2 separate regions of the Homo sapiens genome follow, and region 1 is linked to region 2. Evidence: read pairs that join two places in POLR2A ChIA-PET (ENCODE). Cell type or tissue: Panc1. All regions are shown on one strand. Links, peaks and the distances in the headings refer to the core of each region. The heading gives the core; the rest is flanking DNA. Region 1 overlaps THSD7A (thrombospondin type 1 domain containing 7A). Region 2 overlaps THSD7A (thrombospondin type 1 domain containing 7A).

Region 1 (5,392 bases), core at 153-5,152, 230 kb after region 2:
CAGAATTATGATTATATTCTGTGCCAAAATAGCAGGTTAATTTTTGTTTGATTGTGTATGATTTCATTCTGTTCTGTTCCCTTGACCTCGTTAACCACCTATATTAATCAACTAAACCATAGAGTTCAGACTTTTTCTCCTACCCTGTTTTGGTTATTCTGTTGGTTGTTTTTGGCATTTATTAACAGCAACAATGTTTTGTTTCTCATTGGCCTTTTATATATCTCATTTCACGCATTCAGCAAATATTAAATAAGTGTCCATTTTTGGGCCAATCTCTAGAGTGTCAAGGGCAAAATGAGGGAGTGAAGTGAGATGAGGCTAGGAAGAGAAACACAGCGAGGTCATTTGAGGTCGAGGTCTTGTAAACTTGAAAAATCTGCCCTTTATCTTAAGAGCAACAGGGAACTAATGAAAAATATTAAGCACTGGAGTGACATCACATTACTTCTGCCATTTGTTTGTTTTCTATTGTTTCCCTCCCTCTCCAACTGGGATCACCTTAAGCAGTGACTTTATAATGTTATCCCATCATTTACATTTCCTGTCTATTTCCAACTAACAAACAATTTTTTACGAAAGAAGAAGGTTGCCAATTGTATGAAAATAACTACTCTGAGAGACACAAGAGAGTTTGTAAATAGACACCTATTAGTTGGTTCATGAAAACATATGATAGATGCTATGGATAGAGTCATTATTTGTAAATCATAGCTCATCTCCAAAAAAGAAAGAGGGGACATGCTTTGTTGATGCTCCTTATTACAACTTAAGAGTACAAGTATAAAAATTAGTACTTAATGGGCAGGTGTCTGTGGCATAAGAATCGTCTCAGCAATGTGCTTGATATACCCTGATAATGAAAGAAGCCTCATTTAGGGTCATGAGTGTATATGTGTGTATATATGCTTGTTCCTGGTGTTCTATTAACATCTGGCTATAGTAGGCAATCCCTCTTTTGGCTACGTTTTTTTAAGTAAGAGCAAAAGAAAGATAATGTAACTTATCTGGGTGCCCATCTGGTTTAAATTGCTCATTTTACATTAATTTAACAATAATAGCTGTTGGTGGTCATGTTTTCCCCAGGAGAAGAAGTTGACAGACAGCTGTGCAGAGATGCCATCTTCCCCATCCCTGTGGCCTGTGATGCCCCATGCCCGAAAGACTGTGTGCTCAGCACATGGTCTACGTGGTCCTCCTGCTCACACACCTGCTCAGGGAAAACGACAGAAGGGAAACAGATACGAGCACGATCCATTCTGGCCTATGCGGGTGAAGAAGGTGAGTCGCCAGCTTCAGACGCCATCTAGGTTCGTTTCAAAAGTTAGTGTGCATCTTTTTTGTGTAGCCTGGAAAAGATGATATTCTATGAAAGTCAACAACCAGAAATTCAGCCATCCAAGATTTAATATCTGTTGATGTGTTGAGCAATTTGATTCTGTCCCCCAAAATTAATCTTGAAAATGGATCTCTAACAAAGGAGAAAGACTTTTTAAAAGTGAACTCATTTTGCTTTTTCCCACCCTTCCAGTCATTAGAGTTCTTTGTAAACCAAAGTGTTAGGCCTTTAAGAAGGTCTGAAAATGGCTCCCAAAATTTCAGATGTTTCATTGTTTTTTTCTGAATTTCAGAAGTCAGTTTTATCTTTTGAAAATCATATTCTACCTTCTCATAAATAAGTATATATATCCAATCATAAAGTTTATTTAAAATCACAAGAATAGCTACTGTTCGACCAAAAATTGCAATTTTCAGTTTCTTTGAGTTTCTTGAACATAGGCTCCGAGGTCCAGAAATCTCATATGTAAATTTTGTTCATTTTTAAAATATGTTGCTCCTAAATCTCTTCACCCTATAGGGTGAATAAAGCATGTTTGTCACATATTCAGACCTCACTTGCAAGCTTTATTGCCAAGAAATACAAGGCTCTTGGTAATTGTCTCTCAAGATGATATCCAAATGCTAATTTGGCTTCTGTGTGACTGGGTAATATAATGTCATACTTAATCTTGTCTTTCTGAAAAATAACACAAGAGTGAGAAAAGCATAAAAGTAAATCAAGTTTGTTCATATTAAGGCATGTTCTTTCTCAAGAATATAAGTGTATGTTATTTAAACATTATCAAGCTAAATGACTCTTTGTTCACATTTAGCACTGATAAATAATTATTTCTATTTGTAATAAGCATAACATTTTATGTTTTCCCCAAATTATCGATTTGGGGGGAGTTTTGTGTTGCCTATACTTTTTCTATTTTTCTGTTCATGAAGTATTTTAGTGATAGAAACATAGTGTTCCTAGTCAAATTTGCTATCTGTGTGTGTAACAACTGTGCACACCTATAATTACCTTGGCCTTTGCACATGAGTGTTACATGCGTAAAACATTTTACACACAGAAAAGCCAACCTGTGTGAAATTTTAGAATTTTCTTTATAGTGTTCAAAAACTTTTTCCTACCACCTTAATATATATTTAACTCTTTGCTCCAAAAAAAAAGTGTATCTATTGAAAAATACAACCTTTTACAAAGAAAATTATATTTCTTGTGTTGTCAAACAATGACTCTAACCTCGTGAAGATTGTATGAAGGCTTTAAACTCTATCAGCTCAGATTTTGCCTTGGGCTTCATTAAAATTAGATCTGTGGTCACCCTGCTTCCTGTAAATTCATTATACTCTGCAGACACTTGCTGTGTGACTACTAATGAATGACTTTTCACCCCACCCCGAGTCACATGGCAAGGATTTTGCCATGCTTGCAGAACTCACCAGATCATTATTCCTGTAGACATGATGCTTCACACGGAAAGGTCATGAAATGTTTTAAAGGCAGAAATTTGTGATTGCTCTTTGATATGTATCATCCACTGAGTTTGAAAGGGTAGGGCTTCAATAATTTTTAATTAAGTTTAGTGGTTGCATTATAAGCAAGTCATGCTGGAAAGTTATAGATGTTTATATAGTAAATCATAAGGGCATTAATTCAAAACAATATAGTTCTGTTTTAATTGACGTGTAATAATTGTATATATAGGGTGCAGTGTGATGTATCAATATATGGATAAATTGTGTAATAATCAAATCAAGATAATTAGCATATCTATCACCTCAGACATTTATCATTTCTTTTAGCAAGGGCATAGAGAATCCTCTCTTCCAGCTATTTTGAAATATATAATACATTATTGTAAAACATGGAAGCCATAAAAGAAACTCTGTCAATGCTATTTGTCTCTGCTGCTATTTACCTCTGTTAATAACATTTATAAAAGCTGGTATAATTATGTGAAATTTATACTTCAAAGCCTATTTAGTACCTATTAGTGGACACTGAAACATGTTTTATGAGAAATTTGTACTTCAAAGCCTACTTAGTACCTATTATTTGTTGGACACTGAAACACATTTTCTCTTACTCAAAATAAATCTTTCCTAATTCTGAACTATTTTTAATGATTTAGGAACAGCATCTGCAGGAAGTTTTAAAATGTGTTTCTCTGCCACTTAGATAATCCTTTGTAATTCTACACAAAAGTCAGTCTTTCCATTATTCTTCAAGAATTAGTGCTTTGTGTCATAAATGTTCTTAAATTTCTGTGGATCAGACACTGATTGTGATAACTTTAAAGGAAAGTGCCACATTTGAGAAATGATATATGAAGTGTTTAAACAAGAAATTATATGATTTTCTAGGGAAATAACATACAGGACAAGTCCATGCGAAAAGTAGATCTGGATTTATGAAATAAATGCTCCAACCTATACTTTCACTTATCTTAATCAGAATGCCACCATTAAACAATACTGAAGGCTGGATAACTCCTTGTAATTAATAAGGATAGACTAGGTTGTGCTTCAGTAATGGACAGCCCAGACATTCAGGAGCTTAAAGAACAAAGCTTTATTTACTTCTTCCTCATGGAAATTTAGCTACAGTTTTGGGTAACTCTACAGGGCAATTTGTCCTTCATGAAATGTCACAATATTGCATCACCATATGAAGACCTGGTTCCACAATCTTCATGTGCCAGAGGAAGAAAATACTTGGAGAATCTATCTGTCGATTTTAAGCATCAGCAAGTAAATTCTCCCATCTAAGAGTGATTTATGTCATTTCTCACGTTTCATTGTTAATGTAAGTTGTATAACTATGCCTAACTTCAAGGCGAATGAGGGAAATATAATCCTATTGTGTGCTAAAATGAGAGGAGTATTGACTAGTACTCTTACCCCTGATTTACTCAGTGTTCTTATTGTGTATCAGTGTGTATATATGTATGTATGTATCTATCTATCGATGGCCCCAATCCAGTAGATAAAACAGGGCTCCTAACATTGTGAAAATGTTAGGATTAATTATTTTTGTTCCTCTTAAATGAATGACAGAATGATAGAATGGCACTTTCTCTTCCTCATACTGCACTTCTTTTCTTTCTTTTCCTTTTGCTTTTCCTTTTGCTTTTCCTTTTCCTTTCTTTCACTTCCTTTTATTGCTAGGCTCTTTTTCTCCTTTCCTGAACAATTCTATCCAAAAAGCCATTTGGTAAAGCCAAGCAGCTGGGCATCTGTGCCAGCAGATAGGAGGTCTGTTGGTGATCTAGAGTGGGTTGTCAGAGCCCAACTGGGTGAGGAGCAACCAAAGTGGGAAAAGAGGTGGCCTGGCATGCATTTTCAGAGCCAGTGAGCAGGGTGAAGGACAGGGGGCACATGGGTTGTATGAGAGGATAGAAGAGTGACTCTACACTGGATGTCAGAGCATAGCTGGGTCAAGAGAGAATTCCAGCATCAAGGTGGCCAGCCCAGTATGGGGTGTCACAGCCAGACACAGTTGAGGAGTGTTTCTGTCATGTGGGTGGCCTCATGTAGGATGTCAGATCATGAGCAGAGTAATGAAGATATCTTGTGGGTATAGCAATGGAGATAACAATGGGTAATGGAGTGTGAAGTGAGAGGGAATTGACAAAATAAGTACATGTATTTAACATAGTGAGAGTTGGTTTTTTTATTGCTGGAGAAGAGAGTTGCAAATATGTTAGGAAAGAAAACTAGTACACTCTGTGGTACAGCATTGGAATTGGATGTTATTAATTTATTTGAATTCATGGTGTTCAATTTGTAAAGATAAATATAGAATAAACATCAATGTAAGTGTGCAAATATAAATATGTACATATTATATACATATAGACATATATTAGCCTCATTCACTGAAAAGACCTGAGAGCAGCAAGACCTCAACAGAAGTAAGTAGCTGCAGCAGTCAGATCTTGGTTTCTAATACTATTGTCTAACAAAAGGAACAAGGGAAACTTTGAGAAATGGCTGATTCCACAGCTGCAATAGAAGAAGTACAAGATGGGCCAGGAGGATCTTGTGGTAGAAAGTAAAG
Region 2 (5,392 bases), core at 173-5,172:
ATAAGTCATTTTAAGACTTCAGCACCCACTGATAGGAATTGCAGTTTAAGTGACAAGAGAACATCTAGCTCTGTGTGCCTGTTTATTTACAGAAGTTTGCCAGAAGACTGAGACACAATGGGCTCTACAATCCAACTGTCATGATCATCTGGCTTCTTTAATAAAGATTGAGGTCCACTCCTTTCCTTAATCCTAAACAAAAGTTAGGATTCCACAGGCATCAGGTACATATACAATTGCTTCCTGATATACGCAATAAAGTTCGGACTTTTACTCTGAATAGGACATTTCCTTGTATTCTGTGTATACCTACTTATGCCTCCATGAGTAATCTGCTGAAAGGGCAAGACGACAGTAAATTTAGTTCTCATTCTCAGAGCATGCATGAGCAGGGAGTCTTATTTATGACAGACAGATTAGGAGTCAATTTATCTTTTTTAACTGATAGTTACTAATGTAACATGGCATATCCTAGCCAAGCTAAGAAAACCACTGGGAGAAGAAAAGATCATAAACATAAACCTTGTAAAGTGAAATTAGCTTTTATTTGTCTTTTTAACCTATTTATTCATTACTTCTAGTCCTTATCTTTTTTGAGGAATGGGAGGGAAACACAAAATGCCACAGAAGTTGAGCTTTGCATCTCTTTATCTGGCTGCTAACTGGTTTGGCAGCAATGTGCTATGCAGAACTGTGCTAATTAATGAGCCATGGCTTTGGAACTATAGATCAAGGCATCCTGTGTTTGGAAGAGTTGAGAAAATTATCTGTCCACTCAATCACTCTTTGCATATGCATGGTCACATGAAGATGCAAAATTCATCAGAGTCATGTAGAGATGTGGTACCATGGAAGTAAAAAAGACGGAGAAATTTGATGCTTATTCCTAGGCTTAGAATGTTTAATTGGAAGATACTTAAGTTCATCTAGAATCTAGTATTATTTTCTGCTCTGGGAATGAATTATACCCTTTTCTTTGACTTACATTTTAAGAAAACTTGTCAGAAAATTGATGATTTCTACATGGAGAACAGAACAGTTTCATTACTAAAATAACATATAATAGGCCACATATGTAATTTATCAACTGTTACTTGAAGGTGAGATTTGATGTTAGGATTAAGTAGAAAACACTTCTAAGTAAATAAATGTAGAATCTAAGGTTGAGGCAACAAATCTGAGATTCTGCTTACATCAAGTTCATTTGGGTCAAGCATACCTAAGATGGTCAATAGCTGGCCTCATGAGAAATGAAACTTATTACTGATATTATTGATATTTGGTGGAAAATATTTAAAGTCTAGTGCCAAGGTTAGTGACAGTGTTTGTCCTGTATCAAAATGTCGACCTTTTCCAGAGGTAAATGTTTTCAGTAAAGATTAGGTGACTTCTGTGTAATCTGTAAACTCCAAAGCAAAATGGCAGTTTCTGTGATAAGAGAGGAAAAGTTACATGTTCCTTTCCCTGCCATATGATTACATATTTATTCCTTCAAGCCTAAACTCAAACCAATGGTGAATAATCTCTACCTATAGTACTCGACTGTGGAATGTAATATGAGTGTTTATTACACAGGATCAGCCCATCACCCAGAAAAGTAGGGTATAGTCAGTGGACCTGTAATTTTGCATCATGCTGTCATCATTTTCTTTGGGTAAATTTATGGTTTGTACTAGCCCAAGTAATCAGCTGGAGGATAACTTGGAAACATATACCATAGACAGAAGTCTAGTTTTTTCCTATTCATATTTGCATAGTCTCTTTCCTGAGGGCTTCTTTTGAACATTTCTTTTCACTTGATGACTTCTTAGCTGGGAGGAAGGTTTCAGCTGAGTGTTTTTGTTTCTTTTTGTTCTGTACCACCTAGAGGACGATACCCATAGGCTATTTCTGGTGACAAAATGGAGAAATCCAAATAGGAGAAATCTGAATTAAATAAGTGATCCCCTAAAACATGCTTGTGAGGCTTTTATTTATATGGATGCAAAGATGGTAAGTAACCAGTCCTTATCTCAACTGTGATGTTTACAGACTAACTGGCCTTTGGCCATACTTCTCTTGTGCAGCATGGTTACCCATAGATGAAACTGAAGTACAACTGAGGTGTGTGTTTTCTATGAAGTTACATACTTCTGCCAGTTCTCACTGGGAAGTAACCAGTTGAAATTTTTCCCCTAGAGAAAACATTGCCATGCTTAGTACCTAAATTGTACCAAGTGTTATAGGTTCACCTTCATCATCTCATGTAATCCCTATAACAATTTTATCTGATAGCTGATGCCAGTTTCCTGATGAGGAAATTGAGGATGTTAAATACATAAAATTGCAAGTGTGGATTTATACATAAAGAAAAATAAATGTAGGAATAGAGAAATTTAATTCGTCAGCAGATCAATATCAGATTAAGGTTAAAACAGCATTTCAGAAACTTAACTTGGGGGATAGGAATGCCATGTTAACTTGGGGGCATTGACACAACAAATAATCGGCAGAGCCTAGATTTTAACTTGGGCCTCTGTGACCCCAAGAAAGGACATTTCCTGCTCTCCAACAAGCTCCTTCATTCCTAGCACATGGAATATATAATAAAGGACAAAACCTATGACTTGAAATGACTCTGGCACAAAAGTATCAGTTCCTTGCCTGTGTGTTTAACTAAATGTATAAAGCACATTTTCATTTCTGATTAATTTATATTACTTCAACTTTCCCAGTACTTTTTAGTGGTCCTTGGAAAATAAAAGAAGACACTATCAGGAATATCCCTAAGCTATATCTACAAAGGACATAATATGCATTTTCCTTCTTTGCTCACTCAAAACTATTTAATAGACACATTATTTAATAGATGCACCTTAAAATCATTTAATGCATATATTTTGTTGGCTCTCTTCAGACCTTTTATTGTATATATTATTTTATCAAATAGGGTAGCAAATACAATTATCATTTGAAAAGCAAGCAGGAGTAATTAGATCCTGGAACTTACTCAAATTCAACTCTATATTATCCTCTTCTTACATTTTGATGTAAGCTGCTGCTGATCTAAAGTACATGATAGTCTGTAAATAGGGGCATGTAACAAACAGAATGTTAAAAATTCAAAAATTTTTTTGGTTTCTTGGATAAAATAATAAAGAACTTCTCTTCCTCAGAGCATTTTGCAAACTTCAATCAATCATGCTTTCCCGAGAAGTAGGTCAGCATGCAGAGTCCCTCTGCATTAGAACTCAAGAAGTGCTTGTTAATTCTGCATGCAAGAATCCAGCAGGGGATATATACCCTGGCTTTTATGGCTACTCTCAAATAATTCTGGCCTCTACTTCCTTGGGACTTTCAGGTTACAAATTTTGCAGCATGTTTTTGCAAAGGAAGATTTATATTATCTCTTGCTACATTTTATTTCTGAGACTTAGCTTTGATGAGTGGATTGAACAAAATCAGAGTTATTGGGAATCTAACTCAGGTTGCCCAAGGGGTCTGAAACAAATGTGAGTTACAGGAAGTACATGTGTTTAGAGAAGTCACTGAGCAATAGCTCTAATTTTCTTTTCTTTTTTTTTTTCTTGTAAAGTGTGTTTAATTTATCCTTGATGCACTGATTCTCAACGCTTTTTCCCTGGCCCACAAGCACCAGTACCATTTAAGAACTTGTTAAAAATGCAGATTCTTAGGCTTCACCCTATACTTACTGAAACCACTGCTTTAATGCATATAACAGAATCCTCATTTTTTAAAAAAAAATAGCATTTATTCTATCATGTGTGTTTCCAATAAAATCAGATTGTAAAAATCAGTATTAAAAATTCACAAGATTCTTGAGATAATGACATTAAAGAAGTAGGTAGTAGCCATACATTTGATCCAACCTTTTAAGAGTTAGCAGTCAGCAAGTCTGCATACATGAAGTTGTGTGCAAGCAGGAATGCATGTTTGCACTGATCCCATTTGGAAGCCAGATTACTTTCTGCTTTTGTCTCAAATGGAAAGATAGCAGGCTTTAACTGGCAGGAATTTCTACATTTCTTGACAAACAAACTTGCTGTATTCTCTGTGGCTTCCTAGTCATGATTTACCTTCTAAATATAAGTATTTATTTTTCTGTTGATAAAGAGACCATTTTCTCTAATTAATTTTCAAGCACTGGCTTCTTCTAGGTGTTTCATATGCCATAATCAAAGTTAAGTTAAACGACTACATATGTGTCTGTTAAGGCCTTACTGTATTTTTTAAAATAGTGTATCAGGTATTGACTGAACTATACACCAAAAGAGACAGCAGTTGGAGATGGGTAGAGAAGGGATTCCTGGTTCCTTCCATTATCTCCATGAGTTATGGCCACAGAAGCAAACCTGATTCATAAGTGATTCAACTCACCATAACTCATTTACCAGGCCAAATTATGAGACTGGTAAGTTAGAAAGCATAGCAGCCCTGACACTCAGTGGTGTGTAAATCATGCCAGTAGATTTTTATTATCTCAGGCTGATCTGAGTATAGTAGGGTATTTCTTGGTATAAATTCATGTGCTTAAGAGAATTAATCACTTAAGGGATATCCATTGGGTACCTACTAGTTAGAAGGCACTATGGGGAATATCAAGATAAATGTTGTATTGAATGTATGCAGCATGAGCAGAGAGCTCACAACAAAGCCAGACCCTAAATATTCAGAAAAAACTGTTAAGAAACTCGATAGCCTTGTCTTGTTCATAGCTTAGCTCAGATTATACTAGTGATTTACATAAGAGCAGGATTATATTTTATTCACTTTTATTTTTTCAGTTTCCAGTGAGTCATGTTTCAAAATAAATCAAGGTTATTCAATGTCTTCCCTTTTCTAAATTTTCCTTATAATTATTTTCTAAACCACTCCTGTGGCATTGACCGTATAGTGCTATAATGTGTATTATATTTCCTATGTTGATATGCCTTATTTGCCCATGTACAGTGTCTAAACATTTGGTAGTCACATTAAATTTTACTCTTTACATCTAAATTCTTTAAGGACTTAATATTGGTCTATAATAACTATTTGATAATAATTGTGAAAATAGCATACTAGAATTTGGCATATTGGATCATAATACAAGAAATGAGACATAGCAGAGCATTATCAGCTGAATGGTCCAAAACTTTTGAATTAAGAGAAGGCAGACACCCTTGAGCTAGAGTGAGTGGAGAAAATAATGTCATAGCAATTCAGAGCTAGGATGGAATTTAAAGATAATCTACTCAAAAATTTACATGTTACAGCAGAGAAAACCTAATTCCTGAAAGATTAAGTGATTTATTTTCAAGGTCATACAATTTTATGTTGACTTGTACTTTGTTCTCTCAAGTTGCTAATTTTCTATTCATTTTATTAGAAGTTCTTTGTGCAGAGATGTTGT

What was found. Peaks named below come from ENCODE experiments on the same cell type or tissue, not always from the same donor. Only the 100,000 strongest peaks of a DNase experiment are listed, where the experiment ranks them.
Region 1: POLR2A ChIA-PET joins it to region 2 with 6 read pairs; 1 of 35 experiments calls an interaction of 5 or more read pairs at or near these places.

Annotation. Positions count from the first base shown.
Region 1 is chr7:11,477,677-11,483,068 of GRCh38, reverse strand. THSD7A (thrombospondin type 1 domain containing 7A) reads left to right here. Exons shown (of 28, transcript NM_015204.3): 7 at 1,087-1,281. Among named protein-coding and RNA genes, the nearest start is that of THSD7A, 350 kb to the left of the region's middle. In Panc1, for the core only: no CTCF peak of the experiment used is centred there; no DNase peak of the experiment used is centred there; H3K27ac peaks cover 552 bases.
Region 2 is chr7:11,708,443-11,713,834 of GRCh38, reverse strand. All of the region lies in intron 1 of THSD7A (thrombospondin type 1 domain containing 7A), which reads left to right. Among named protein-coding and RNA genes, the nearest start is that of THSD7A, 120 kb to the left of the region's middle. In Panc1, for the core only: no CTCF peak of the experiment used is centred there; no DNase peak of the experiment used is centred there; H3K27ac peaks cover 4,897 bases.